Linked DNA regions of Homo sapiens: region 1 is linked to region 2. Evidence: chromatin contacts called from ENCODE Hi-C data. All regions are on one chromosome and are shown on one strand. Each heading gives the region's core, a stretch centred on a gene start or an enhancer-like site at or near the end of the contact. The rest is flanking DNA. Distances are from core to core; before and after follow the strand shown. Region 1 overlaps FRYL (FRY like transcription coactivator). Region 2 overlaps FRYL (FRY like transcription coactivator).

Region 1 (3,334 bases), core at 102-2,601, 90 kb after region 2:
GGGTAGTTAGTGTATCCATCATCTCATGTGTTTATCATTTATTTGTGGTAAGAACCTTTAAAAGCCTCTCTTCTAGTTATTTTATGAAAGGATCTATACAATTCAAAACATTTTGTTTTAGATATTAACCATAAATTATGAATTATTCCAAAAAGAGAGTAATGGATGACTTGTTTCTTGTGCCTAAAGCAGTGCTTAATATACTTTTCTTTGAACATAAATGTTTATCTCTTCAGTATAAGAGTTCAAATATTGAACAAGTATTTAAGAATATATACCTCTGGAGAAGAGCTCATTTTTGAGTCTGTTCCACACATACATAGATACAGGTCAACATGAAAGTTAATGGTTCACTCTTTAGTTCTCTGGCAGCTTTTGGTATACGATGAAATTTGGATATTTATTTAAGAATTACTTAAATAGTGGTCCTGAACTTCTTTGGTTTATAGTCCTCTTGAGAATAATGAAAACAGTGGAATCCCTCTCCAAAAAAAAGACATGTATGCACATACAGAAACTTTACATGCAGTTTCAGGAATTCTCTACTCCCTTCAACCTACCATGGACTTTATATTATCTTGTTTTAGAAACTACTAATACACCACTTTCAGTTTAAAGCAATTTATATGGTAAAATTTCAAAGTTATTGAAATGTGTAATAATCAATTTTTTCCTCTCCATATAGACTACTTTGCTCTATTGCCCTAGCTCGATAGATTTACAAACTTTAGCAGAATGGAACTCTTCTCCTATTAGCCACCAGTTTGATGTGATTAGTCCATCACATATATGGATATTTGCACATGTGACCCAAGGCCAAGACCCATGGATTATAAGTCTCTCCAGTTTTTTAAAGCAAGAAAATCTTCCTAAACACTGCTCTACAGCTGTGAGCTATGCTTGGATGTTTGCATACACAAGACTTCAGTTGTTGTCCCCTCAGGTCGATATAAAGTAAGTTATTTTCCTAGTGTAAATTTAAAAATGTATAGACTGTCAGCTTTCATATGTATTTATTTGAAAAATTCAAAAGTATTACAGATTGGAAGGCCCATAAATAATATGTGATACTGCATTGATGTCTTAAGGAGGGAGAAGAATGTTGTCAAGGACATAGTCTCATAACTTCTTCATCCTTTTCATGTAATACAGTCTCACCAAATTTTAATTATTAATTTACTTAATAACACTGTACTTGGTACATAGTTGTGTCCATCGAATCTGTGTTAAGGGAAAAAATTGGGAAAGAATCTAAGGATGAGTATGGATGTAGACACAGAAGTTTGTAGATAAAGGGTGAGAAGCAGAGCGAAACTCAGCTCAGTGGCCTTACTTTTCCCGATGACAGTGTAAGGAAGGCCACCTTCTGGTGGGGAGTGGTAATAACACACTGAGTAGGAGATTTGAGGATGTTGGTAAAGATTTGGAATAACTGATGATGAAATGGAGAGTTGACCAAGGTCATTATAAATTTCAGTTAGTTTTTGTTTTGTTTTGTTTTTTTGCTCTTAAATACAGAGGAGAATTTTTGAATCTGGGTTTGGGTTCCTGATTTCTCCTTACAGAGTACACCACTGATCACATTGAATGGAATGAGTCCTCTCAGCATATAACTTGCCCATGTAAACCCAGCATCTGGATTGACCTATCACTGGAGGCCTACATTAAAGGCTCTTCAAACCTGACTTCACTCTGTACCTTTTTTCTTACTTTCTATCAATACTTTCAAAGTTGGAACCAAATTATCCCCTCAGAGTTCATTAAGTGTGGTTGATAGTTTCCATTTTGTGAGCTTTTGTTCACATGAGCGTAGGATACCTTTTTTTTTTTAATTTTTGCATATCCGTATCTAATATAGTTCAAATTCAATCTTATTTTTTAAAATCTCTTAAACTTCCTACCCAGAGTAGTCCTTCTTACTTTTGGATTTGAATATATATATATGTATATATATTTCTACATATACATGCTAATTGTATATATATGTTCTCAGGTATTGTGTATTGGATTTCTTTTTTGTTTTGTGTTTTGTTTTTTGTTTTTTTTTTAAAGAGGCAGGGTCTCACTCTGTCACTTAGGCTGGAATGCAGAGGTGTAATCATAGCTCATTGCAATGTCGAACTTCTGGGCTCAAGCAGTCCTCCCACTTCAGCCTCCCAAAGTGCTGGGATTATAGCTATGAGCCACCACACCTGGTCTGGATGTTACTTTTTAAATAAAGATTGACATTTGCCACCTTGCATACCATTTATGACCTTAAGTAGCCTTCCCTAATTACCATATTTTAAATTATAACCCCATATCCTACCAGCATTCTTTATCTCCCTTTTCTGCTCTATTTTTCTTCATCAAACTTAGCACCATCTGACATTGTTTTATTTATTTCTTTATTGTATGTCTCCCATGGCCTGCATGAGGGCAGTGATTTTTTTGACAGTTTTTTTGACTGATACGTTACCAGTGCTTAGATCGTTTTCTAACATACTAGGACATTGTTCTATGATGCTCTTGCTGAATTAACAAAGTGATGTGTTTGCATTACTTACCTTAACATATTACAAAACTAGTTGAAGGCAAGGATTATATATTTGTATTTTTCCTCTTTCGTTTTGCTCTCAGTTCTTAATTCTAACATAATTTCGGTATTTGGAAAGATTTATGGAATTGTTTCAAAATATTTTATTGATGTAATCTTTCAAGACAGAAATTTGGCAGAAGCCTTGAAAATATGTATCTTCTTTGACTCTGTGATTTCATTTTCAAGAATTACCTAAGAAAATAATTAACCATATATTCAAATGTATAGTATTGTGTATAATAGGGAAAAATTGCTATTAGCTAAAATGTCAAACAACAAAACTTTGGTTATATAAAATATGATACTTTATATTGATATAGCATATAGTTAATCAAAATAATGTCACAGAAGTATATTAATTTACATAGAGAGGTGAAAAATACGTAAGTCTAAAAGGTAGATACAAAATAAAATAAACATTTAATTCGTATAAATTAAAAGAGATGTATTCATGCACTTATAGTTCATGTATATGAATTAAAGATATATAGAATATGCAGTGTTTATTTTCATGTGGGATTAAAGGTGATTTTGATTTTGTTTTCTTTCTACATTGAGTATGCATAGTAAGTTATAAAATATGGCCCAATAAAATATTAACTTTTATCACAGGAGTAATAATGTTAAAATGATCTGGTAACATATTTTAATTTTTAATCCATTACTTTATTCATTGATATCAGTCCACAAAAACAGTACTAGTAATAAAAACCTTATGCTAACCATCTCTCTAATTAGCATTAGGCCAGGCATGGT
Region 2 (3,662 bases), core at 591-3,090:
TCAGCCTTCCAAGTAGCTGGGATTACAGGTGTGTGCCACCATGCCCAGCTAATTTTTGTATTTTTAGTAGAGATGGGTTTCACCATGTTGGCCAGACTGATCTCAAACTCCTGACCTCAAGTGATCCACCCACCTCAGCCTTCCAAAGTGCTGGGATTACAGGCATGAGCCACTGCACCAGCCTATAGTAAAAAATAATTTAATTGTACATTAAAAAAACTAAAAAGGTATAATTGGATTGTCTGGAATGCAAAGGATAAATGCTTGAGGTGATGGGTACTCCATTTACCCTGTGATTGTTACACATTGCATGCTTGTATGAACATGTCTCATGCACCCCATGTGTATATACACCTACTATCTATTCATAAAAATTAAAAGTAAAAAATGATTTTAAAAAATGTAAAAAAAAAATTGACAGTAAAAAAATTATTTTAAAAGCTGTCTTTTTAGACTGCCTCCCAAAGTTACACGGATGTATATTATTAAAAATTGGGACAGTTAAGTATGGTTAAATTTAGGGTCAGGATCTTTATTTCCTTGGCTTTTAGAATTTGCAGGAAACTTAATTGAAGTAAACATACATCTGTCTCCTCCATCTTTTAAAAATGTTTATGTATTAAATATATGTTTAATAATAATATAAGGGATATATAAAGAGGATATACATAATTAATGAGATATATAATTTTTATTTAATAAAATTTTTATGTAATAAAAATTATATATATCCCTTTAATATAATTTTACATATATATCCTTTATATATATATACCCTTATAATATTATTATAAATTATAATGCAAATTATACTAGTCACAAGACTGGTGTATATCCAGTATGTACTGGTATGGTGACACTGGTTGTTAAAATATTACCATTTGTCATATCAGTTGATATTTAGCCACTACTAAATCTCCTCCCCCAATTGCTCGTGATGCTCAAATACCCCTGCCCTCATCCCAGGACCACCATATGTTTCATAAACTAAAGGGTGAGGCACACCGTAGGGCTCCCAGAACTCAGCTCCACTCTGAGGCTGCACCTGCTCTAATTGTTCAGTTGCTGCACCTTCCTGGTGGATGACTGTTTTGATGATCACAGCTGCTTATTCCTCACTTAAGAAGCAAAAGGAAAGCAGTATTGAATCTAAGGTAAAATAATTGAAACAAAGGAGATAAGAAAAATGTATTGATAAGTAAATGTATCGCTAAATAAATAGCAAGTAAAACATACTAAAATAATAAAGGTGTAAAAAGATGAATAAGACAATAAAATGTCTATCTCAAAATATTGAAAAAATAAAGATACGGTTTTAAAAAGAAGAGTAGAATAGGTTAAGAAGAATAAAGCTAAGTTGAAGTTTAAAATGTAACTAAAGGAATATTCTGTAAAGGTTAAACAAAAATCAAATGCTATAAAGGGAATTCAGGAAGCAATATTCAGTCCAAGGGTTAACCCCACCCAGATACAAGTTGTGGCCTTTGGGTTGAGGCAGCTATAGTTAATAAGCCTCCAATTCTGGTGACTTCCTGAAACTGGAATCTACAAGGGGAGTGGAAATCTCTTGTATGACTATCGTTGGGGTTAATAAGTTTTCCTCACCGCCTAGCCTCAGTTATTATTCTATTTAACATGAAAGTATTGTTTCTTTTTACCAGATAGTGGGTTGAGGACTGAGTTGGTCTGACTTTTGTGGGTACCCCAGAGCTTAGCCCAGTGGCAAGCACTTCTTAAGCAGTTAGTAAACCTTTGTTAAATAAATGTTAAGAGTCCTCTAGCTTTCATGTACCAGAGCAAGTTTTTACTTGTTAACAAGAAGTGCTGTCAGTTGCCATATTTAGCTCACTGACTTGTCCTTCAAAACCATCTAGCACATTGCTCAGTAGGCAATGGTTCCCTAGGCAAAACCAGTCTTAGTTTCTTTCTTTCTTTTTTTTTTTTTTTTTAATTTTTTGAGATGGAGTGTTGCTCTGTCACCTAGGCTGGAGTGCAGTGATGCGATCTCCAGCCTTAGTTTCAAAATGGAAAGAGAAAAACAAAAAAACCACCTCAAATTAAGCAAACGATGATCAATCTAGAACAGCAGTTAGTAAACCTTTTCTGTAAAGGGCCAGATAGTAAATATTTTAGGCTTTGCAGGCCACAGGTCTTTGTCGCAGGTACTTAGCTCTGGCTTTGTAGAGCCAAAGTGGTTCTAGATGATATGCGAGTGAATGTGTGTGGCTGCATTTTACTACAACTTTATTTAAAAAAACAGCTGTTGGGCCAGATTTGGCCTTGGGGGTCAGTTTTCCAACCCCTAAGCTAGACCACAGAAAAGAATATTGGTAACATCAGAGAGCTACATACAAGTAACTTACCTGGGAAATAGAGAATGGAGGCTTTGGCCGGACGCTGTGGCTCTCGCCTGTAATCACAGCACTTTGGGAAGCCAGGGTGGGTGGATCACCTGAGGCCAGGAGTTTGAGACCAGCATGGCCAACATGGTGAAATCCTGTCTCTACTAAAAATATAAAAATTAGCCAGCTGTAGTGGTGTGCACCTGTAATCCCAGGTACTGGGGAGGCTGAGGCAAGAGAATTGCTTGAACCTGGGAGGCGGAGGTTACAGTGAACTGAGATCGCACCACTGCACTCCAGTCTGGGAGACAGAGCAAGATCCTGTCTCCAAAAAAAAAGAATGGAAGCTTTGAAGAAAGGGTCCAATATTATACTTAGTTCTATTTTCTGTAACCCTTGGAATAGTGTTTTATCTGTAGCAGGTGTTCAGTAAATATTTATTAATTTGATTTGAGATCCTACTATATTGCTTATCTTCCTTGGTCTTCAGTTGTCTCATGGAATTTAAGAGATTATGATAAATGATTGCTAAAATCTCTCCAGTTCAAAAAAAAAAAAGCGAGGGGGTGGGGTTCTGTGATTCTGTGTGACTGTTTTTGGAAGGCCGGATGTTTTATTTTTTAGAGATAACAATTGTTGGCTTAACACATTTCCTGTATGTGCCCAGTATCCTGATTTGCAGTTCTGAAGTGGTTGCTTTTATTAGTTATTTTGTTGTATGGACCTGTCTTCAATGACCTGTCCTCAGTGGAATGGATTGTCCACTAGGGTATACCTACATGCCTTCCACTCATCTCTCCCACCCCATCCTGCTACATATGGGGGTAGAATACATACTTTGTTTTATTTTAATAATAAAATTTATTAATCTGAGTCATTTTGTTTTGTTTTAAAAAAAATTAGCTGTAAAGGTAACCTAGACCATCTCAGATGATTCTTTGCAGAAAGATGGCAATCAGGATGAGGATTAGTCTATCTAGCAAAGCAAACATGCCATCACTGACTTATTTAAACTGTTAAACAATCCAAAATAATTTTAGTTATTACAAAGTAAATCATAGTAATCTTACCTAAATTCTTCTTATACTTAGTTCTTTTACTTAGACTTTTGATGGGTTTTTGTGTTTCTAAAGAGTGAGTTAAGATTAAATGGGCCGTTTGATGATCTCTTACACTGTCCTCAAGAGGAAGTATAAGCTGATGCACATTTCTAGTCAACTTGATGAAGAAACTTTAAAAAAAAACTATGAAACGTTCATTGTAATCAATACAGAAAATTTCTCTTTATTATTTCTTAGGCTTCCAAAATTTCCTGTTAAG

What was found. Hi-C counts contacts between places; a loop is a spot of excess contacts on that map. Pooled maps may share reads with other maps.
Region 1: a loop to region 2 is called in a map of adrenal gland, with 4 times the contacts of the local background. The contact joins two enhancer-like sites. A Hi-C loop is called at or near these places in 8 of 168 maps with a recorded cell type or tissue (adrenal gland, dorsolateral prefrontal cortex, heart right ventricle and 3 more) and 6 of 50 pooled maps.

Annotation. Positions count from the first base shown.
Region 1 is chr4:48,576,593-48,579,926 of GRCh38, reverse strand. It overlaps FRYL (FRY like transcription coactivator), which reads left to right. Exons shown (of 64, transcript NM_015030.2): 23 at 686-954. Among named protein-coding and RNA genes, the nearest start is that of ZAR1, 88 kb to the right of the region's middle. Within about 2 kb of position 1,351, at least 2 of the 41 ENCODE cell types and tissues checked have a DNase peak (open chromatin) inside an H3K27ac peak, as active enhancers do.
Region 2 is chr4:48,666,674-48,670,335 of GRCh38, reverse strand. The region is part of intron 3 of FRYL (FRY like transcription coactivator); the gene reads left to right. Among named protein-coding and RNA genes, the nearest start is that of FRYL, 110 kb to the left of the region's middle. Within about 2 kb of position 1,840, at least 3 of the 41 ENCODE cell types and tissues checked have a DNase peak (open chromatin) inside an H3K27ac peak, as active enhancers do.